Linked DNA regions of Homo sapiens: region 2 is linked to region 1. The links are chromatin loops, found by intact Hi-C in ENCODE. Cell type or tissue: heart left ventricle. All regions are shown on one strand. Links, peaks and the distances in the headings refer to the core of each region. The heading gives the core; the rest is flanking DNA.

Evidence for each region. Peaks named below come from ENCODE experiments on the same cell type or tissue, not always from the same donor. Only the 100,000 strongest peaks of a DNase experiment are listed, where the experiment ranks them.
Region 2: it touches region 1 in a loop (5-fold over the local background); 50 of 110 quality-filtered maps call a loop at or near these places.

Annotation. Positions count from the first base shown.
Region 1 is chr14:64,660,937-64,673,338 of GRCh38, forward strand. No RefSeq gene overlaps it. Among named protein-coding and RNA genes, the nearest start is that of PLEKHG3, 37 kb to the right of the region's middle. In heart left ventricle, for the core only: no CTCF peak of the experiment used is centred there; no DNase peak of the experiment used is centred there.
Region 2 is chr14:64,896,436-64,908,837 of GRCh38, forward strand. It overlaps LOC105370534 (a long non-coding RNA gene), which reads right to left and starts at 5,693. Exons shown (of 3, transcript XR_943942.3): 1 at 5,637-5,693. In heart left ventricle, for the core only: no CTCF peak of the experiment used is centred there; no DNase peak of the experiment used is centred there.

The DNA of each region.
Region 1 (12,402 bases), core at 5,533-8,032:
AGACGTGACAACTAAATCCAACCTGTGATACTAGTCTGGATGCTGGACCCATAAAGTGGGGTCTGTGGATTCGATGGTATTATCGAATCAGTGTCAATTTCCTAATTGTTATGGTCGTGCTGTGGTTATAAGTAGGAACATGTAACACTCAAATATTAGATATATAAAAGTCCTGTGGGGCATGGGACAATTCTTGTGAAACTTTTCTGCCTATTGCAGGAGGACTTCTGGCCGTCCTGGTCTCTGCCCACTAAAGCCAATAATGCCCTCTCCATCACCGAAACAACTAAAAAAAAAGCCCCTACAGCCAGGTGCTGTGGCTCACACCTGTAATCCTAGCACTTTGGGAGGCCGAGGCGGGCAGATCATGAGGTCAAGAGATCAAGACCATCCTGGCCAACATGGTGAAACCCCATCTCTACTAAAAATACAAAAATTAGCTGGGTGTGGTGGCACATGCCTGTAGTCCCAGCTACTCGGGAGGCTGAGGCAGGAGAATCACTTGAACCCGGGAGGTGGAGGTTGCAGTGAGCCGAGATCGCGCCACTGCATTCCAGGCTGGTGACAGAACAAGACTCCATCTCAAAAAAGAAAAAAAAAAGAAAAAGAAAAAAAAAAACACCTACAAATTTCTAAAACACATCCCAGTGGGCAGTAGTCTATCTGGCGAGAACCACTGCTGTAATGGAGGAGAGCAGAGAAATTCCAAAGATTCCTGTGGAGAAAACAGAGAAGGTCTGACGAGTATAGAAATGAATTAACCAACGACGAAATGATGTGTGCAAGACAAAAAGCCCATGCTACCTGTAATAGGTAGGATCGCTGTGTGTGGAGGAGAAAGGGGGTCTACCACCCCAAAGACCTCAGCTGAGGCCCCAGTTCCTCTAGGAATCCAGCACCTGTCAGGGTCAGTCAAAGGTGAGCCCTTTTTAACACGTCTGTAGTCATCTGCATCACGGGGCTCTCAGCTGCTAGGGTGTTTCCCACGCCAAAGGTGATGCATGGAAAAAGGAACTTGAGTGCCCTATGGTGTTCCCATTTTAATCATTGCACCCCAATAGTTGGGCCTCTCCTTAGAGATGAAAGATAAATCTCAGGCTTTACTGGGGCTATTCAATAAAAACTAGAACCTTCAAGGTGCTCTTTCTCTCTTTTTTTTTTTTTTTTTTTGAGACAGAGTCTCGCTCTGTTGCCCAGGTTGGAGTGCAGTGGCGTGATCTCGGCTCATTGTAGTCTCCGCCTCCCAGGTTCAAGCAATTCTCGTGACTCAGCCTCCTGAGTAGCTGGGACTACAGGCGCACACTGCCATGCCTGGCTAATTTTCCGTATTTTTAGTAGAGACAGGGTTTCACCATGCTGGCCAGGATGGTCTTGATCTTCTGACCTCGTGATCCACCTGCCTCGGCCTCCCAAAGTGCTGGAATTACAGGTGTGAGCCACTGTGCCCAGCTGCTTTTTTTTTTTCTTTTAAACAAAGCCTTATTCAGGAACCTGAATTTCAGACCCAATATATCTTTTATTTTATTTATTTATTTATTTTATTTTATTTAATTTTTTTGAGACGGGGTCTTGTTCTGTCACCCAGGCTGGAGTGCAGTGGTGCGATCTCGGCTCACTGCAACCTCTGCCTCCTGGGTTCAAGTAATTCTCCCATCTTAGCCTCCTGAGTAGCTAGGACTACAGGCGCATGCCACCATGCCTGGCTAATTTTTGTATTTTTAGTAGAGATGGGGTTTCACCGTATTTGTCAGGCTGCCTCAAACTCCTGACCTTAGGTGATCCACCCACCTCGGCTTCCCAAAGTGCTGGGATTAGAGGCATGACCCACTGGGCCCAGCCCAGACCCACTATATCTTTTAAAGTCCTGCCCCTGGGCCTTTGCATCTGTCACCTGCCCTGTCTAGAATGCCATCCCCGCTGCTGGAAGCCTGTCTAAAGCCTGCCCATCCTCAGCCCCTCTTCCATCATGAAGCCTGGAGCACCCAGCCCGGCCTAAGGAGAATTCTCTTCTCCCCAACATAACTCTGTCCCTTATGCTGGGACACAGACCCTTGAGTGCTGCAGGTCCCACAGGCTACCTTTGTGCAATATTCTTCTCCTCCCTTGATGTTTTCTTAAGGACAGGGATGGATGGGGCTGGATGCCTTTGTGTTTCTACGTACCTCCCCACAGCACCCAGCCTGGTGCCTTAATCAAAGTAGAAGTACTTTAGATTAATTCAACAGGAATGAAACTTTACAAAATCTGCCATTTGAAATATGGCAGTTGTAACCTCCTGAGGTCAAAGTGAACCTTCCCATCACTGGGCATTAATGACTAACATTTTCAGAGCTTCCCTCCTTCCCATGAGAGGCTGAACAATTAATTGCCACTTTAAACAATAGCGCATTCTTTTTTTTTTTTTTTACAGTAAACGTTGGGAACAGCTGCAAGGGAGGGAAGGCTGCAAAGGTCTGAGTCAGGAAGGCAAGAGGGCAGGTGGGGAAGGGAGTCAATTCTCCTTGGTCTTAAAGAGGCATGGCCCCGAATCCCTTTCAAGAAGGAAGAAGCCAGCCTGAGAGTTTCTTCAACTATGGTCATGTGTCGCTTAACAACGGGGATACATTCTGAGAAATGTGTCCCCCAAAAGGCGATTTTGTCCTTGTGTGAATATCATAGAGTGCACTTGCACAAACCTAGATGGCATAGCCTACTACTCACCTAGGCTCTATGGTGTAGCCTATTGCTCCTAGGCTCTAAACCTGCACAGCATGTTACTGTACTAAATACTGTAGGCCAGTGTAACACATTGGTAAGTATTTGTATATCTAAAAAAATCTAAACCGGCCTGGGCCCCATGGCTCACACCTGTAATCCCAGCACTTTGGGAGGCTGAGGCGGGCAGATCACCTGAGGTCAGGAGTTCAAGGCCAGCTTGGCCAACACGGTGAAACCCCGTCTCTACTAAAAATACAAAAATTAGCTGGGCGTAAGGCGCGCGCCTGTAATTGCAGCTTCTAGGGAGGCTGAGGCAGGAGAATTTCTTGAACCCAGGAGGCAGAGGTTGCAGTGAGCTGAGATCACGCCACTGCACCCCAGCCTGGGCAACAGAGTGAGACTCTGTCTCAAAAAAAAAAAAAATCCAAACCTAGAAAAGGTATAGGAAAATACAGCATGAAAGATAAAAAATGGTACACCTATATAGGGCACTTACCATAAATGGAGCTTGCAGGACTGGAGTTGCTATGGGTGAGTCAGTGAGTGCGTGGTGAGTGAATGTGAAGGCCCAGGACATTCCACTACTATAGACTTTTAAACACTGTACACTTAGGCTATACTAAATTTATATTAAAAATTTATTTCTTCAATAATAAATTAACCTTAGCATTCTGTGACTTTTTTACTTTATAAACTTTTTAATTTTTAAAAACTTTTGACTTTTGTAATAACAGCTTAAAATATGAACATATTGTACAGCTGCTTTTTTCTTTATATCTTAATTATAAAAATAGCTTTTTTCTATTTTTATAATTTTTTTTTACTTTAAAAATTTTTTGTTAAAAACAAAGACACACTCACCCACATAAGCCTAGGCCTGCCTAGGGTCAGGATCATCAGTATCACCATCTTCCACCTCCACATGTACCACTGGAAGGTCTTTAGGGGCAATAACATGCATGGAGCTGTCATCTCCTGTGATAACAGTGCCTTATTCTGGAATAGCTCCTGAAAAACCTGCCTGAGGCTATTTCAAAGTTAACTGGATTTTTTTTTTTTTTTTTTTTTGGAGCCGGAGTCTCATTCTGTTGCCCAGGCTGGAGTGCAGTGGTGTGATCTCGGCTCACTGCAACCTCTGCCTCCCAGGTTCAAGCAATTCTCCTGCCTCAGCCGAGTAGCTGGGACTACAGGCACCTGCCACCATGCCTGGCTAATTTTTGTAATTTTTTAGTAGAGATGGGGGTTTCACCAAGTTGGCCAGGCTGGTCTCGAACTCCTGATCTCGTGATCCGCCTGCCTCAGCCTCCTAAAGTGCTGGGATTACAGGCGTGAGCCACCATGCCCGGCCAAAATATGTTTTTTATAAGTAGGAGTACACTTTAAAATAATGATAAAAAGTATGGAATAATAAATACATTAACCGGTACCATAGCTGTTTATCATTACCCAGTAGTATGTACTGTAAATAATTGCATGTGCTGTACTTTCATACGACTGGCAGTGCAATAGGTTCGTTTATGCCAGCATCACCACAAATATAAGCAACGTGTTGCACTAAGATGTTATGATGTCGCTAGGCAATAGAAATTCTTTGGCTCCATCATAATACTGTCATGTAGGCGGTCCATTATTGACCAAAATGTTGCTATTTGGCCCATGACTGTACTTAAAGAGAGTCATCCAAAATTATTATTTTCCTCAAACTTTATGACCTACTCACATTTCCATGCCTAAATTGTCAGTAAATTATTTCAAAGACCACCAGAGCCCCTGTATGTAGTTTCTCTGCCCATAAATGGTAAGAACTTTCAGAAATCCACTAAATTACCAGTACTTCATTTTAGTTTATTGGAGTGTGTGTTTTTATACCACAGGGCCTGGATTCTGTGCTTTCAGAGTATCTTTGCTCTTGTTCTGTGACCTTGTCTATACCCTCAGCAAACCCAGAAGCTCCATAAGACCCAGCAATTGCACTTCTAGGTGTATATCCGGAAGAATTGAAAGCACGTGTTCACTCAAAAATATGCACGTGAATATTCATCTTAGCATTGCTCATAATAGCCCCAAATGGAAACAACCCAAAGTGTCCATCAACTCATGAATGGATAAATAAAATGTTATATATCCATACAATGGAATATTATTTGACAACAAAAAGGAATGAAGTGCTGACACGTGCAACAACATGGATGAACCTTGAAGACTTTAAGTGAGATAAGCCAGACACTATAGGTCACTTATCAGCCAGGTGCAGTGGCTCATGCCTGTAATCCCAACACTTTGGGAGGCGGAAGCAGGTGGATCACCTGAGGTCAGGAGTTCGAGACCAGCCTGGCCAACATGGTGAAACCCCATGTCTACTAAAAATACAAAAATTAGTCAGGCGTGGTGGCAGGTGCCTGTGATCCCAGCTACTCAGGAGGCTGAGGCAGGAGAATTGCTTGAACCCAGGAGGCGGAGATTGCAGTGAGCCAAGATTGTGCCACTGCACTCCAGCCTGGGCAACAGAGCCAGACTCCATCTCAAAAAAATAAAATAAAATAAAGGTAACTTATCACATGATTCCATTTACATGAAATGTTCAGAAAAGGCAAATCCATAAAGACAGAAAGTAGATTGATGGTTTACCAGAGACTAAGGGCAGGAGGTAATAGGGAGTAACTATAGTGGGTATGGGGTTTTGTTTTGTGATAACAGATATGCTTTGATATTAGAGAGTGGGGATGGTTGCACAAGACAGTGAATATATTAAAACACATAGGCCAGGTGCAGTGGCTCATGCCTGTAATCCCAGCACTTTGGGAGACCAAGGCAGGATGATTGCTTGAGCCCAGGTGTTGGAGACTAACCTAAGTAACAAAAAGTACCAGTCCATACAAAAAAACACACAAAAAAGTTAGCCAGGGGTGGTGGCATGCACCTATAGTCCCAGCTACTCAGGAGGCTGAAGTGGGAGAATCATCTGAGCCTGGGAAGTTGAGGCTGCAGTGAGCCATGATTGCATCACTGCACTACAGCCTGGAAGATAGAGTGAGACCCTGTCTAAACACACACACACACACACACACACACACACACACACACACACACATGCACGCACACACACAGAGAGAAAACTAATTGTAAACTTTAAAATGGTGACTTTTATGTTATGTATATTATACCTCAATTTTTAAAATACTGCCTTAAAAATATATTTATCGAGTGAGTGATTCATCACTGAAAAAGACAGAAACTCTGGGAGCTCTGGATCAACTCTGTAATTCTTCCTGGATGTTCCTGCTGGTTACAGTTCATGAAAAAAGATTGCATCTAAAGGTTGCAATGTTGGCACCCCGTGTGAGAAAAGGGTGTAGCTGTGATTTATCTGTGACTGGGTGTTGGTTGCCAGCACTCTGGCTGGATTGTGTCCATCATCCATTTTTATTAACTTCAAGAGAGGAAGTCTGTGTTAGTTCCTTTGTGTTGGCATAAAGGAATACCTGGGACTGTGTTATTTGTAAAGAAAAGAGGTAGCTGGGTATGGTGGCTCACACCTGTAATCCCAGCACTTTGGGAGGCTGAGGCAGGCAGATCACAAGGTCAGGAGTTCGAGACCAGCCCGGGCAATATGGTGAAACCGGTTTCTACTAAAAAATACAAAAATTAGCCAGGCATGGTGGTGGATGCCTGTAGTCCCAGCTACTCGGGAGGCTGAGGCAGGAGAATCTCTTGCACCCGGGAGGCGGAAGTTGCAGTGAGCCAAAACCATGCCACTGCACTCCAGCCTGGGCAATAGAGTGAGACTCTGTCTCAAAAAAAAAAAGAAAAGAGGTTTCTTTTGGCTCACGGTTTTGCAGGCTGTACAGGAAGCATGATGCTGGCATCTGCTTCTAGGGAGGGCCTCAAAAAGCTTACAGTCATGGATGGAAGGCAAAGGGGGAGGAGGCCTGTCACATGGTGAGAGAGGGAGCAAGGTGCGGGGCAGGTGCCACATTGTCTTAAACAATCACATCTTCTACAAACTCATAGAGTGAGGACTCATTACCATGGGGAGGGCACCAAGCCATTCATAAGGGATCTGCCCCCATGACCCAAACACCTCCTACTAGGCCCCACCTTCATCACTGGGATCACATTTCAATATGAGATTTGGAGGAGCCAAATATCCAAACCATATCCAAGCCAGAGAGGGAAACTGTGAACCTTTTGTGACAGGCTAACAGAAAAGTTCTGTATTTCAAGGCTAAGTACATCATCTTAATTATATGGTGATGGGGCAGATGGTGAATGCTTGGGTTAGAATTTTGATTTATTTTATCATAGGCTTTGGAAGTTTACATAAGAGGTAAAAGAAAACTTGTTGGTATTCTCTGGGACATGGTGTAGAACAGTCAAGAATCCCTCCCCCCAGGAAAGTGCTGTCTGTGGTTCATACCCTGCTAAGATGGGTGTAGAGCTGGTGCCAGGCACTCCTCTTGTGGATATACTCAGGGGCCCTGTCAGTTTGGTTGGACCAGCAACATTTTCAGGGTTTGTCCTTGCAATGCGTCTCTTCCGTGGGTGAATGAGAAGGTGAGGACTGATCTTTACCTCTTATGGAGAAGTAAAGAGATTCTGATAAAAACCTGTTTGGACTAGGGAGCAACCACTTCTGCAGGAGAGACAGTTACATCCAGGGCTGCCCTGATTCTTCACTCCCATCCCCAGGTCTGTGCCAGGGCCTCTCAGAAGACAAGAGTGACCCACAGTTACTTCCATTTTTTTGAGGTTCCTAGTATATTAAAATATGAAGAAATGCCAACACCCCCCACCAAAAGATGGTGAGAGCGGTGGTGTTTTTTGTTTGTGTGTTTGTTTGTTTGTTTGTTTTGAGACAGAATCTCACTCTGTCACCCAGGCTGGAGTGCAGTAGCGCGATCATGGTTCACTGAAGCCTCAACCTCCTGGGCTCAAGCAATCCTCCCACCTCAGCCTCCCAAGTAGCTGGAACCACAGGTGCATGCTACTGTGGTGTATTTTAAATGTTTACATTTGACAAATTAATACTTCTATCACAGAAAAAAATAGTAAAGGTAATGTGTTTTTGCATGATAATTCCAGGGTACATTTTAAATATTTTACAGTGCTCTACAGGCAGTGAGGAACACAAGTTGAGAGTTCTATCCTGAACATTGCTTCTTTCAGACCTGTCATCTGGAGCTAATGTCAAAAGCCAGAATGTGGGGCCCTTTGTTAATTGTGAGATGAGAGCCTGTGCCCCTCTATACCTTACCCTCACCCCTAAATAGGCCCACAGGCTCCCTTACACCTAACAGCTGCTGCTATTCTCTTGGGTTGGAGTGAGATGGTGGAGAATCAAAAGCTGTGTTTTAGTGCTGAAGCCAGTTCTTATTACAACTTTTCTCTGCAGTTTATAAACAATTTGCTCTTAAGATCTTAGCAGTCTTTCTGAACAATCCAGTATGTTTGTTTGCTGCTGCCCAGCAATGCCTGCATGTTTTTGTGGATTTTATTTTGTTTTTAAATTTTCTTCAAAAGCTGTAGTTTATTATAAGGGCAAAGGCAGCAATTATTGGCTCTCCAAATGCAGTCAATCTGAGTGTCAAGTAGATCCTTATTTCAGTCCTCATGGGTCTTGCTTGTTGACCTTGCTCCTGCAAGGAGTGTCTATGAGCTTGCCTTGGCCCTGGTCCTAGGCCCCTCTCTTTTTCTGTAACCTCAAACCCAGATGGCCATGCCCCTTGGATGATGTGGTAGTGGTACTATAAGCCCAAGGATCCACTAAAGGACTCATTTTGAGAAATTTGGCAAAAGAAGTTTGGCTCTATTAGGACATCTTTAAACAAGAGTGAGAGGACATGTGGCATCCTGGATGACTGCCAAGGTCGAGCTGGAGTTCTCTGGAGTGATTTGGGTGCTAAATCCTTGGGTGGGGTCCTGACTATGAACTGTTTCTTTATTTTCCAATTGTAACAGTCTCTGAAGGTAAAACTAGCATCAGCAGTATTAATCGTAATAACAATAGGAAATAGGCTGGGCGCAGTGGCTCATGCCCGTAATCCCAGCACTTTGGGAGGCCGAGGCAGGCGGATCACGAGGTCAGGAGATCGAGACCATCCTGGCTAACATGGTGAAACCCCGTATCTACTAAAAAATACAAAAAAATTAGCCGAGCGTGGTGGTAGGCGCCTGTAATCCCAGCTACTCGGGAGGCTGAGGCAGGAGAATGGCGTGAACCCAGGAGGTGGAGCTTGCAGTGAGCCGAGATCGCGCCACGACACTCTAGCCTGGGTGACAGGGCGAGACTCCGTCTCAAAAAAAAAAAAAAAAAAAAAAGGAAATATTTCAGCATACCTATTATGCACCAGGTATTAGTCTAGTCTCATTTAATCTTCACCATGACTCAGTGAGATACAAACTATTCTATTATACCTATATATTTTTAGAGATGAGGTCTCACTATGTTGCCCAAGCCGGAATGCAGTGGCAATTCATAGGCATGATTGTAGTGCACTACGGCCTCAAATTCCTGGGCTCAAGTCACCTTCCTCCCTCAGCCTCTTGCCAAGTCACTGAGAACACAGGTGCATGCCACCACACCCAGCTTTGGGTACTCTTTTTATGTCCATTCCACAGATGAAGAGACCAAGTTTAAAATGGATGACTTGCCTCAAATCACACAGCTATTGAGTAACAGAGCTAGGATTTAAAGGCTGGTTCATCTGACTCCACATTTCAGGAAGTCTTATTTGGGGGTTTCTAGAAATAAGAAGCCTTATTTGGGTTTCTAGAGAAATTTCTTTTTCCAAATCAACTTTATTTTCCCCAGACCCTTTTTGTGAACAGAGTTTACATCAATGAAAAGAAGGCTCCTACAGTGTGGCGTGAATGCCAGTGACGGGAACACCAAAAGCTCTGAACCTCAGGATCAGGGAGACCACAGCCTGCTCCTGGGATTGTCATGAGCCATTTGGCAGGAGGTGGATCTGCACAGTCATGGAGACCAGACTCCTAAGCAGGTCACCTAAGTAAGGTTTCCCTGTACGCTCTCCACAGGGCCTGGGAACTTCAGAATCTTGCCACAGGAGGAAGCTTGATGAGTATTCACCCTCTGATGTTGTAGACAAGGAAACTGAGGTCCAAGGAGATTAAGTAAAGTGCACCCTGTCTGCACGTCCAACATGGGTCTCCTGGCTCTCACACCATTTAGAGATGAGCCATTTTCTCAATAACAAAGGCAAGGCCCTGAGAGATAGTGTAATTGACCAAGCTTCTTCAGGACAGGGATGTGGACTCCACTCCCTTGGGGTCCAGCAAATGCCTTAGTAACAGTGGCTTGTGGATGGAAGGTGTTATTCAAGCCCTTGCTGGATGAATAAATTATATGCACCTGTTTCTCAAAGTTGCCTTAGTGAAAGAATCATTTGGGGCACATGTTAAAGATGAAAGTTCTAGTCTGAATACTAGACTAGAATGAGTCTATTCAGGACCCTGATAGAACAGTGTATATATATATATATATATATATATATATATATATATATATATACTTGTAAATATATATATATATATTTGCAAGCTGTATATATATATATATATATGCAAGCTGTATATATATATATATATATATGCAAGCTGTATATATATATATATGCAAGCTGTATATATATATATATATATGCAAGCTGTATATATATATATATGCAAGCTGTATATATATATATATGCAAGCTGTATATATATATGCAAGCTGTATATATATATGCAAGCTGTATATATATATATGCAAGCTGTATATATATATATGCAAGCTGTATATATATACACACACACACACACACACACACACACACACACACTATATATATATATATATCTCCACACACACTATATATATATATATATCCAGTATATATCCAGGCAGGACCCTGATACACTGTTCTCACTCTTGATCCAGATAATCCCTAACCCATTATCACCTCCCTTTCATGAACTGAAAGTAGTTTGTTTTTAGGTTTGGCTCTATTGCAGGGCTGGATCTATTGCGATTCTGAACACTCATTTTAACCATGACCTTCCTTACCTCCTCTAGGGGGCAGAAATGAACCACTTGTTCATTCTTTGGGGCTGAACTTTGCGACTTTCTCAGACTTTCATAAGAAAACAAATACCCAGAGGAGATCAGAAAGAAAGCAGATCTTATACATGCTTTTCTTACTAGGTTGAAATGCAGTTGCAATCTAGACTCCTCTAAGAGACAAAATACTGTTAGGCACTCTGGCGTTGAATTCAAGCTGACCCAAGTTCAAATCCAGAATCAAACAAGGGTTGGAGAATGCCTCCCATCTTTATGATCCTAGCAGGCTATTTAAATTAATGAAGCCTTAGTTTCTTGTTCTATAAAATTCTAATACAGTCAGCTTTCCATATCCACAGTTTCCACATCTGTGGATTCAACCAACCACAGATAGAAAATATTGAAAAAAACCCAACAATAAAAACAACAATACAACAAAAATAATACAGATAAAAACAATATAGTATAACAACCATTTGCATGGAATTTACATTGTATTAATATTTGACATGATAAGTTATCTAGAGATGATTTAAAGTATAGGAAAGTTGGCCAGGCACAGTGTCTCATATCTGTAATAACGGTACTTTGGGAGGCCAAGGCAGGAGGATCGCCTAAGGCCCCAGGAGTTTGAGATCAGCCTCGTAAACATTAGTAAGACCCTGTCTCTATAAGAACTTAAAAAAAAAATCAGCCTGGTGCTGTGGTGCACCTGTAGTCTCAGCTACTCAGGAGGCTGAGGCAGGAGGATTGCTTTAGCACAGGAGTTTGAGGCTGCAGTGAGCTATGATCATGACACTGCACTCCAGCCTGGGCGAAGGAGTAAGACTCTGTTACAAACAAACAAAGAAACAAAAAAGTATATGGAAGGATGTGCCTAGGTTATATGCAAATACTATACCATTTTATATCAGAAACTTGAGTATCCGTGGATTTTGGTATCCAAGGGGGTGCTGGAGCCAATCCCAGCAAGATACTGAGTGATGACTATAAATAATACCATCTTAACAGGATGGTTATGAACCTTATACTGCAACTGCTAAGAGAAAAAGTCAGCTGTTATTATTACCACAACTATTACTACTGCTTCCTATAAAGGCATGTGATTATTAACTCTGTTAGGAAGGTAGACTCCACTTTTTTAAATAGTTGGCTAAAGCTCTCTAAAGAGACATTCAGCCCACTCTTTTCTGGGTTCTGTACTAGGATGACATTTCACATCCTGGGAGCCAACAATGTGAATAACACAGAGGCTACATTAGACAGAAGGAAACGTGTTGGTTTCCTTAATAAAATCGAACTCATATTTCCTGAGATTGGCTCTGGCTGGCAGGAGACTCTCCACATGGGAAAAGCGGTTAGATCTCTTGGCTGTGTTTTGCCCTCCAAGGCTCACCTTTCCTGGGAGATTTCTCCCTCGTCTCACTGGTACCACCAATGGGTAAGGAAAGCCACACCTCACTCCACCCCACCCCTGGGGGGACTTCCCCTTCACTACCAACATCACGGAATCTGGCTTTGATTTGATTGAGGGTGGCAGTGAGTTTCTTTACCCAGAGACTTGGGGATTATCTTCTTTTTAGCTTCACCTGGAATAGCTTGCAATGTCGGGATCCTTGTTTCCTAAATTGAGATAATAAGAATGA
Region 2 (12,402 bases), core at 4,816-7,315, 230 kb after region 1:
CGGGAGGCCGAGGCTGGCGGATCACTCGCGGTTAGGAGCTGGAGACCAGCCCGGCCAACACAGCGAAACCCCATCTCCACCAAAAAAAAACGAAAACCAGTCAGGCGTGGCGGCGCGCGCCTGCAATCGCAGGCACTCGGCAGGCTGAGGCAGGAGAATCAGGCAGGGAGGTTGCAGTGAGCCGAGATGGCAGCAGTACCGTCCAGCTTTGGCTCGGCATGAGAGGGAGAGGGAGACGGGAGAGGGAGAGGGAGACGGGAGAGGGAGAGGGAGACGGGAGAGGGAGAGGGAGACGGGAGAGGGAGAGGGAGACGGGAGAGGGAGAGGGAGACGGGAGAGGGAGAGGGAGACGGGAGAGGGAGAGGGAGACGGGAGAGGGAGAGGGACAAGAATTTTCATAGTGGGAATCTGGATAAAAATCTCCTGTGAAAATAGCAGAGGCCTCCAAAAGAAGGCGTGAAAAGGAAGATGTATGTGGCAGATGGTGAGGTCTTTGTACATCATGTGTGTGATCTCATTATTTTGTTCTTCAATTAAGCTGAAGGCAAGACTGGTAGCAAAGTGGGGACAAGGTAGAGGTTTGGAAGTAGCATCAGGAACTATCCTAAATGATTCTTTGACTGGTTCTGTTGTCTATGAAACAACTACTGGTACTTTAAAAAATTCCTTTGCAAGTAATGAGTTAGGACAAAGTAAAAACATTGCTGTAGAAGTAGTGATTCATAAGAATGGTTCTTACTCTTTCTGGGTAACAAACTCCTGTATGTAATGAAAGCTATGCACCCTCTCTACAGAGAAAAATATACATTTATACACAAATACTTAATTTTATATATAGTTCCATCCTGGTTTAAGAACACTTGATTTATAAAATAATCTTCTGTAAGTAGAGTTATGATTAAAATTATTATTTTAAAAGATTTAGTAAGAGTTTATATTTGTAAATCTTTCAATTGAGCATTCCATAAACTAGATTAAACAGTAAAAACTGCCTGTCTTCTAGCTACCTAAAATGCAACAAATAATGTTTGTATAGCCATATAAGGACATACATGTGTTACATCAAAGAAAAAAAAAAGCATGTGTCTTGATAGGAAAGGATAAGAACATCTTGAGAAATGGTAAGCAATGGCAGAGTTATTTAAGGGCAACCCACAACCTCTTTTCAATATAGTCAGGAAATTTTAGAAAAATTATTGAATGCCCCATGTGCAAGGCGGAGATCGGAGATGAGGACCATATGGTCTTTGTCCTCAGGCTGCATTCACTCTAGTGGGGTGGAGATAGGAGAAGGAAACAAATGATTCTAATATAAGGCAGCATTTGTTAAATGCCATATAAAAATTACAAAGCAAATTCTGGGGAGAGGGTTCAGACAGCAAGATCACACTTAACAGGAAATGAAAAATGAAGGCCAGGCATGGCGGCTTATGCCTGTAATCCCACTACTTTGGGAGGCTGAGGCAGAAGGATTGCTTGAGTCCAGAAGTTTGAGGCAACATATTGAAACCCTGTCTCTAAGAAACAGCAACAACAAAAAATTAGCCAGGCATGGTGGTGCATGCCTGTAGTCCCGGCTACTCAGGGGGCTGAGGTGGGAGGATCACTTAAGGCTGGAAGGTTGAGGCTGCAGTGAGCCAGGTTCATGCTACTGCATTGCAGCCTGAGTGACTGTCTCAAAAAAAAGAGACCCTGTCTCAAAAAACAAGCAAAAATGACCCTCACACCTTCTTTTTCCCGCTTTTGTGTGTAAATTACTTGTTGTTTTTTAATAGGAAAATGTCATATGGCCACTCCAAATAGAAGGACTAGGTGACACATTTTTATGCCTGTAAATCAGTTTATATATATGGAAAGTATAGAAATTAAGACAGAAGAGGTGAACCACGGCCACATTGTGGCTGGCTTTAACAGTCAGGTAGAGGAACCTGTGCCTAATTCAGTTGACAATGGTAATTCGTTGAAGGCTTTTATCAAGGCACAGATAGGATCAGTACTGTGCTTTAGGAAAATTAAGCTAGCAGCAGTATGTAGGATGGCTAGAGTGAAGAGAGATAGGAGACAGACTATTATAGTCATCAAGGGGAGAAGTAACCGGGGCCTGAACGATGGTGGCTGGGAAAGTGGAAAGCATGAGGATGTCAGGCTGGGGAATCTGTAGGCCACTGAAGGTTTTTAAACTGGGGAGTGCACTGGGGGCTTTAGAAAACTCTCGAAAAAAAACAAACAGGCTGGGTGCAGTGGCTTATCATGTCTGTAATCCCAGCACTTTGGGAGGCTAAGCCAGGAGGATTGTTTAATCCCGGAGTTTGAGGCTGCAGTGAGCTATGATGACACCACTGCACTCCAGACTGGGTGATAGAGCAAGACCCTGTCTCTAAAAACAAGCAAACAAAAAACAAGCAAGCAAAAAATCTTCTTCAGTATTTTAGAGATATCCTCTTCTAACCTAAATTTCTGCCTGAATAGAAAAGGGCCCCAGCTACATGAAGGAGATTAAGTCCATTTTAATCTTTTGATAAGTAACTATTGAATCCTTTATCAGATCTTGTCCTATCTGTATTTTCTTCTTCCCTTGATGTAGTAAACTTCTTGCATAGAATTCAGAGGAAAAAGGTACTGCGAGCAATTTGAAAAATCAGAATTTATTCTAAGCAAATAAAGGGCTATCTATAGTCCAACATGTAACATAAACTCCTTATCATATATATTTTTAAAAATCCTTCCTTGGCCAAGAGTAGTGGCTCACACTTGTAATCCCAGCACTTTGGAAGGCTGAGGCAGGAGGATCACTTGAACCCAGGAGTTTAAGACCAGCCTGAGCAACATGGCAAGACTGTCTCTAAAAAAATTTTTTTTAATTAGCTGGGCATGGTGGCACACACCTGTAGTCCCAGCTACATGGGAGGCTGAGGTTAGAGGATCGCTGGGGCCCAGGAGGTTGAGGCTGCAGTGAGCCTTGGTGGTGCCACTGCACTCCAGCCTGGGTGACAGAGCAAGACCCAGTCTCAGGAAAAGGAAAAAAAATTCTTTCTTAGTAGTGGCTATTCCTTGAACTTTCATCCCATTTTTCTCTTCTTTTACTGCCAAATTTCTCACAAAATCAGCCTTCATTCATTATCTACCTTGACTTGCCACCTACTCATCCCTCACCCTTAAAACATGGAGCACATCTATAAAACCACAATAAAATCATACCCTCTAAAGTCCACAGCGTCATCCTCACCACCAAAAACTATTAATTTTCTCAATTTTCATCTTCTTTGACCTCCTTCCGGCATTTGGCCCTGTAGACCAACCTCTCCAGCTTGAAATGTTCTTTTCCTTTTGCCGTCTTGACGTACCACACTGTCTTTTTACTTCCACCTCTGGGATCTCTTCTGCTATGTTTCCAACCTATATTCCTATCTACTCTACCAATAAAATTGCAACCCAAGTGATAATCTTGGGCTGTCTGCCACTTATGATCTTGAAGGAAAACACTTTTTCATTCAATTATTCAATGCTCCACAGAATTCCTAAATCCACATCTCTAGTCATGATCTCCTGTCTCAGCTGCAACTTAATATTTCCTACTGGATATTTCCAAATGGATGTCTGAAACTCATCTTGTCTAGAACAGAGCTTATCTTTCCCCTCAAAGTTAAGTCCTCCCTCCTCTCAACTTCTCCACATTCATCAATGATACCATCATTTTCTCAGTGACTCAGGTTTGAAATCTTGAGTCCTTCTTGACTGTTCCCTCTTCTTGCATTGTTGGCCAGTTACCAAACTCTTATCAATCCTGCCTTTGCAAATTCTCTCAAGTCTCTTTTCCTTTCCCTTTCCCACTGCCACTACTGTAGCTCAGACTCATCATTTCTCTCCTATGCATTCCCAATAGTTTTGAAACTAGTTCTTCTCCTTCGTCTTCCTTTTCCTTTTAATACATTCAACAGTTTCATTGGGAATATTATTCTTTTAAAAATATATTGTTGTAGGTATCATTTCCTTATTCAAAACTCTTCAGTTAGATTCCTATCACCTATAGGATGAAAGTTACATATCTTAACCTGGCATTTAATATCCTCCACTATCTGCTTCTTACTTCTTTTTATTCTTTAAAAAAATTTTTTTAATTGAGATGGGGACTTGCTCTGTCACCCAGGCTGGAATGCAGTAGCGTGATCTTAGCTCACTGCAGCCTCAACCTCTTGGGGTCAAGTGATCCTTCTGCCTCAGCCTCCCAAGTAGCTGGGACTACAGGCATGCACCACCACAACCAGCTAATACTTATTTCTATTCTTACCTCACACAAATCCTTTACACAAATTCTCTTCTCCAGCTAATTTTCCAATTGCTCCCAAATATGACATACCCTTAGAGCTGACACTTGCACATTCCAGAGGACACTATTCACAGAGAATATAATGTGAACAGTGTCCCCTGGAGTAGTGCAGTGACTGTACTTTATTCCCATGTTCCTTTTGGTGCCTTTGTTCTTTTTTTTTTTTTTTTTTTTTTTGAGATGGTGTCTCACTCTGTTGCCCAGGCTGGAGTGCAGTGGCGCGATCTCAGCTCACCGCAACCTCTGCCTCCTGGGTTCAAGTGATTCTCCTGCCTCAGCCTCCTGAGTAGCTGGCTAATTTTTTTTTTTTTTTTTTTTTTTTTTGGTAGAGATGGGATTTCACTATGTTGGCTAGGCTGGTCTTAAACTCCTCACCTCAGGTGATCTGCCCGCCTCAGCCTCCCAAAGTGCTGAGATTACAAGCATAAGCCACCACGCCTGGCTGGTGCTTTTGTTCTTGGTCTTCTTCGTATAGACTACTTGCCCCTTGCCTCTGCCCTAACTCTTCCTTCAAGGCCCAGCTCAAGTTCTACGAGTTCCATGAACTCACCACCCACTGCCCCAGCCATTGATAATCACCCCCTCCTCTTGATTCCTAGATTAGTGGTCTGTACGTATGGTGACCATATAATTTATCATCCAGATTGTATATTTGCTTGTTAAAAGGGTCACAATTACTCTGAAACCACAGGTATGAACTGGGACTGTCCAGGACAAGCTGGGCCATATGGTCAACCTACTTATATATTACCCTTTGGCACTTGGTATGTGTTATCTGGTAGTTTTTATTTGTTTGTTAAAATGTATGTATGTATTTAAATGCATATATCTAATCTCCTCAAGATAGTAAATCATCCGAGTATAAATTATGTATTCTCTCTGTGTGTTCTCCTGGTGCCTGGCCAGCGTCTTACACATAATATACACTAAAAGTTGTTTGTTCATCATGATGATGTCTTTACTCTGTTGTTTAGGAATGAAACATGGGTTAGGAATAAACCTTCAAATCAGAAAATTCACTACCCAATTTTCCTTCTGGCAAAAAGACAAAAACCTCTATGTCCCCAGAAACAGATAGTGACATCAAAAAATGTCCTCAAGATTTTGCTGAGGACTGGATTGAGGCCTCTGGCACAAGGCTCTGCCCTGTTGCCTTGTTGCTGAATAATGTCATTCGTCTGTATCTTGACGCATCCTCTTTGCATTGCTTTGTCACACAGCAGAAAGATAACAGCCCCAACCAGAGGACTTACAGAAATCAAATCAAAATAAAATTATTTCTAAGGAAATGCTGTGGTGGTTAACTTACCTGAAACCAAATGCTTGGAAGTCTTGACTTGCTTGACTTATTTTGCTTAATTAACACCTGGCCCCAGTTCAGCATTATCCCTGCTCAACCACCAGGAACTAAAGAAAGAGAAGGAAGAAGATCTAAAAACCAAAAGAAAGACAGCAGTCATGAGAGCGAACGCTCTGAAAATGAACTAGAACACAAACTAAAAAACGAAAGACATGTGGGTAAGAGATAATTAGGACAGAATCATCTCTCAGGAGTAAACACTTAACAAAATAATGCAACAAAAGAGTAGCAGGTCAGAATCACATGGGCGTGTGAGTCGATGTTGAAAAGCCCCAGAAGGGAACACCATTTTGTTCAAACTACTGACAGCTTGGGCCTTTTTAAAATTCCTCCTACCAAATAGGTGATGATAGTAGCATTCATTGATTTGTACATGGATGATATAAGGATGTTTCCCTTTGACTACTCCTCTAAAATTTGGTTCTCAGAGAGAGATTTCACCTGTAAATGTCTGGTCTAGCATTTTTGCTTGTATCTGCGAGAGTCTCCGAGCCCCTCATAACATCAGTAGTCTTAATACGCACAATAATCTGTCTAGAGATTCTCTAAATATTCTCAAGTTTGATAAAGAGCTTCTTAGAGTCTGAGCAACGTAATGAGAACTTGTCTCTACTAAAAACAACAACAACAACAACAACAACAACAATTAGCCAGGCAAAGTGGTGTGCACCTGTAATCCTAGCTACTCAGGAGGCTAAGGCTGGAGGATGGCTTGAGCCCGGGAGGCAGAAGTTGCAGTGTGCCGAGATCACGCCACTGCACTCCAGTTTGGGCAACAGTGAGGGAACATCACACACACACACACACACACACACACACACACACACACATACGGCTCATTAGAAAAGATAAAAGATGGCCAGGTGCGGTGGCTCACATCTGTAATCCTAGCACTTTAGGAGACTGAGGCGGGCGAATCACCTGAGGTCAGGAGTTCGAGACCAGCCTGGCCAACATGGCAAAACCCTGTCTCTACTAAAAATACAAAAATTAGCTGGGCGTGGTGGCCCACATCTATAATCCCAGCTACTTGGGAGGCTGAGGCAGGAGAATTGCTTGAACCTGGGAGGCAGAGGTTGCAATAAGCCGAGATCATGCCACTGCACTCCAGCCTGAGCAAAAGAGTGAAACTCCATCTCAAAAAAAAAAAAAAAAAAAAAAAGATAAAAGATGACTCTTAACACTTCCTTCTACTTATGATCTTTTAATACCTGGACTTCTCTGGAATTATTGGATATATTGACCTCTTGGAGTTCCCAGTTCTTCCTTTGGTTCTTTTTAACTTGAATGAAGTCATCACTTGCCTTGGAAGATTGAAGTCAGGAATAGGCAACTTAAATAGTAGATGTGCCACGAAAGTGTATTTTCTATCTCATTTGTCCTATCATTCCGCTTCCTTTTCCCTTTATCTCTCATTCCCTTCTTTCTACTTGTGATTTTCTTTCACCCTTTCCCTCTACTCCCAATCTTTCCTTGAGTATAGTTAGAGCCCTTGGTGGCAGGTAGGGTCGAACAGTGTTGATTTAAGCATTGATCTTAGATGCAAAGGAGTATATTAAGTGACTTCTTAAGACTTTTCTTAACTCTGGGATTCGGTTGCAGTTAATTACCATCCCTTGATTACTAGCCACTTGTTCTTACATCTTTATTAGGTCCATTGGAATCATCTTCATCATAGCTAACATTTATGGAATACTTAATACATATGTCAGACCGTGTGTAATGTGGATTCTCTCCTTTAATTCTCACAGCAACTCCATGAAGAAGGTGCATTCCCATTTTGCAAATGAGGGAAAGGGAACAGAGAAGTTAGTACCTTTCCCACAGTGTTTCATCACGGCTAATAAGTCACAGAGCCGGGCTGCGAGTCCACATTTGTATGTCTCCATACCACCACTTTGGTAGAAAATGTGATCCTGGTATATGGTAGGAAGAAGCTTGAGCAATTTAAAATCCATTATACAACCTTCATAAGCGCTGGGCCGAGGCATAACTATGAAGCCAATATCCCCTGACTAAAGGGTCAAAACTTTATCCTCTTCATGAAAGGATGTGACATTACTTAGATCAATGCAACCTCCCCTATGTACCACCCCTTACAAACTTGTTTCTCAGCATTTCTGCACTTTTGCACATGTTGGTCCTTGTGTCGGGGGAACACCCTGCCCAACATTCCCTAATGTCTAAGCTTAAAGAGTCTGCGGAGGGATCAACACTTCTGGAAAATCATTGCTGAGACTGTGTCCTCTCCTCTCTCTGACCTCTCCCAGGCTGCCCTTTATCTGGGCCCCAGGAGCATCCCGAAGAGCAGTTATTACACTGTATTGTGATCACTGGTTTTTCTTGCCTTGCCCCCTGACTGTGAAAGGTGGGCATGAGGCAGATACCCCAAACATTATATGAGTGAAATTGAATTCCTGAGCTTTAATATCATCATATTACTTCTTCCAGGTATATTTACATTTTGAGCACCATTCTGAATTTTGAAATGAAATGCTCTCTGATGTAGACACCTTGCCTGTGAAGGGTCACTACCTTCCTTCAGCCCAAGTTGACAAAAACCAGTATGTATGTATGTATGTATGTATGTATGTATGTATGTATGTATGTATTTAGAGGCAAGGTCTCTGTTTTCCAGGCTGGAGTGCAATGGTGCAATCAAAGCTCGCTGCAGTATCGACCTCCAAGGCTCAAGTGATCCTCCCACCTCAGCCTCCCAAGTAGCTGGGATTACAGGCACACGCCCCCACACCCACCGCCCAGTTAATTTTTGTATTTTTTGTAAAGACGGAGTCTTGCCATGTTGCCCAGGCTAGTCCTGAACTTCTGAGCTCAAGTGATCCTCCTGCCTTGGCCTCCCAAAATGCTGGGATTACAGGCATGAGCCATCACACCCAGCTGGATCCAATTATTTATAAAAGAGATACATAAAATAGTGTATAGAACCAATTGAAGGCCGGGTGTGATGGCTCACACCTGTAATCCCAACACTTTGGGAGGCTGAGGCAGGTGGATCACCTGAGGTCAGGAGTTCAAGACCAGCCTGACCACCATGGTGAAACCCCATCTCTACTAAATGTAAAAAATTAGACCGGTGTGGTGGCACATGCCTGTAATCCTAGCTACTTGGGAGGCTGAGGCAGGAGAATCGCTTGAACCTGGGAAGCAGAGGTTGCAGTGAGCCGAGATTGCGCCATTGGACTCCAGCCTGAGCAACAAGAGTGAAACTCCGTCTCAAAAAAAAAAAAAAAAAAGAACCAATTGAAGTCAGGAGGCTGTTGCTAAACTTCCAGGAATGAAGTAACAAACTGCTAAGTTTATAGGTCATTTCCTAGAGAACAAGGAGGTGTTAAATTGGATGATATTAGGGCATGTCCTTCTTGTTGAGTCATCCATGTCTTAGGCAGAATCTTTCCTCTGGTGGGCACAGAATGAAGACATGATTTAGCAATTAATTTATTGGTAATTTATTAGAACAAAAGGTATTATTCTCTAACCAAAACTCTCCTAATTTTTGTTTGTTTGTTTTCTTTCTCAAATTTCAAAACCATTGAAAGCAAAGACCTGGAGTGAACAGAGCAAAATCCAGATGAGACAGGTGGAATGGTAACTGCCTTTGGCTATGGAATTTGGAGTAAGGTGGTGGGAAGGGTGAAACTGTGTGTTCAGCTTTTGTAATCAATCAAAAAACACTTACTGAGCACTTATGTGTCAGGTATAATGCTAAATCCTGGGAAACAAGCATGATTCTCAAGTTTGCAGTCAAGAGCTGACTGCGCATACTATAATAGGGGAATTAATAAACTGTTATTGTAGGTACTTGGAAAGGGATACTAATAGGCAATCTTTATGGAGGAGGTGATGTTTGAGCCATGTCTGAGAACCTGAATATGAATTCAATAAGGAGACAAAGGGCTATTCTGGGCAGAAGGAGCAGCACACAAAAAGCTAGAAAGAGGACTTTGGTGTGGTGAGGGCCATGAGGAATTGGTGAGGTTAGAAACAGGAAATGTGGGATGACAGCAGGAAGGGAGGTAGGGAGCAGCAGGACACGGGGCTACAGAAGTAGACTGGGCCAACTTTTAAAAAGTCGTGGGTGCTGTAGGAAGGAATTTGGTCTTTATCCTGAGGGCAATAGGGAATCATGGAGCTTTTAAAGCAGTGACATACTGAGATTTATGATAATTGTTACGTTCTTGGCGCTGTCTACTGTAGTTGCTTAATAATATACCTCAGTTCTCTCAAACCTTGCTATGCACTTTCTTATTAGTTCTTTTTTTTTTGAGACGGAGCCTCGCTGTCTCGCCCAGGCTGGAGCAATGGCACAATGTCGGCTCACTGCAACTTCCACCTACCAGGTTCAAGTGATTCTCCTGCCTCAGCCTCCTGAGTAGCTGGGATTACAGGCACACGCCACCATGCCCTGCTAATTTTTTGTATTTTTAGTAGAGATAGGGTTTCACCATATTGGCCAGGCTGGTCTCGATCTCCTGACCTCAAGTGATCTGTTAGCCTTGGCCTCTCAAAGCGCTGGGATTACAGGCATGAGCCACCACTCCCAGCCCTCTCATTAGTTCTCAAAGAGGATATTGTAAAGAGAAAAAAGTACAAAGAACTAGAAGGGTTGGGAATCTGTGATTAGGTAGAAACCAAAGTAGCACTTACAAGGAAGGCTCCCTTTCTCTTTGTGCCTTGAGGTAACTTTCCAAATCCACTTCCTGGAGGAGCCTGGCCTTTCTCCTTCTCCATCTCCCGTGGTTTCCCTCCCTAACACGACCCTTTTACCACGGCATCCTCTCCAACACAACATGCTCACTCAGTTTTTCCAGTTACACACAAATCACCTTGTACAAATTTGTTAAAGTACACAGTCTCATATTATCCACTTCAGCAGACACACATTCACACATCGGGCAGTTTGAGTTATTGCCAGTCCTCTTCCTTAATTTATTATCCTCCCTTCTACCACCTCAGGCTTAAGGCCAGAGTTACTTTTCTTAAAACCCTTAAGTCATATGTAGAAACACATATACCGAAAACATTTGTGTATCATTTTATAAAGCAAGCCAATGAGGTAGGTATATTTATTATTGTCATTATTTTACAGATGAGAAAATTGAAGACCAGCCAATAAGCAACTTGTTTAGGGTCCTTGAATTATTAAGTTACAATGAGGACTAAAATCTAATGTTTTAACTGTAAATCACCATGTTATTTTCCAAATATTCCTTGCAGCTTCTATATACCCCTTCTCTATTCCAAGTCAAAACTACTCTTTTCAACACTACCCAAGTTTTTTGATTTCTATGGATTTTGTGCCTGGGTTACCTTGAAGTAAACCCTCCATCTGCTAGCCATTCTCCAGGACAAAACAGAAGTCTCTTGACTTCCCTTTCCTCACTTCCCCGGTTTCTCTAAAAATTCCAAACTCCTTTACCTCTCAGAGTCCATATAGGTGAAAGAGAATAAAAGTCTGCTCTAAGTCTTACTATGTCCTTGAGGCACACATTGCGGGGGAAAAAACCCACAATAAAATATCTGAAACCCAATTGCATTTTGATTATTAAATTCCTTCTGGCTAGTTGTGGTGACTCATGCCTGTAATCCCAACACTGTGGGAGGCTGAGGCAGGAGGGTTGCTTGAGCCCAGGAGTTCGAGACCAGCCTGGACAACACAGTGAGACTCATCTCTATATACATACATACATACATAAAATATTAAAAAATCCACCCCAATCCATGCAAGATTTGAGAGAGAATATTTCCCCAGAAGCTACCATTTAAGAGATTTCGACATACCTGGTGAAAACTTTATATGGAAATGATAATCTGTATTTGAAAAAAAGTGAGGAGAGCAAAAAAAACAGAATCAGAGGGAAATAATGGCTATTCCCTTGCTTTTAAGTGTTATATGTTTGAAAAAATGGATATGTTATTTGTAAATTTATGTTTAGTAACTAGCGGTAAACTTGAAATACTAGAATACATTATAAGTCTTAATCCTAGGTAGTCTTAAGAAAATGAATCTCTTTTAACTATCATCTTTTGAACCTATATTCACATTGGTTTTTAAGATTTTTATTTATTTATTTATTTATTTATTTTGAGACCGAAGTCTCGCACTGTCGCCCAGGCTGGAGTGCAGTGGCGTGATCTCCGCTCACTCCAGGGTCGGCCTCCCGGGTTCACGCCATTCTCCTGCCTCAGCCTCTTGAGTAGCTGGGACTACAGGCGCTCGCCACCACGCCCGGCTAAGTTTTTTTTTTTTTTTTTTTTTTAGTAGAGATGGGGTTTCACCGTGTTAGCCAGGATGGTCTCAATCTCATGACCTCGTGATCCACCCACCTTGGCGCTTCCCAAAGTGCTGGGATTACAGGCGTGAGCCACTGCACCCTGCTGGTTTTTAAGATATTTTAAGTTACATTTTTTCCTCTTTGTTTTTCAGAGCTACTTCTTATTTGGGGGCTACTTTTTAATACTGAGGTGTAATTCACAAGGGGCTGCATTTTTTGATAAGGCTTCTTATAAATATTGCTGAATGTTTTGCTCTAATCTTCTAAGCAGGGCCATTTTATTTTTTGGAGTCACTTCTAAAGTCATGTGTTCATTAACTTTGGAGACTGCTTTGGATATGAGTGCTGATACAAATTAAAACCCAAGTAGACCTCATTGTTTGTCACTCTACGAATGTTGACAACGGAAGGAACACCTTGCC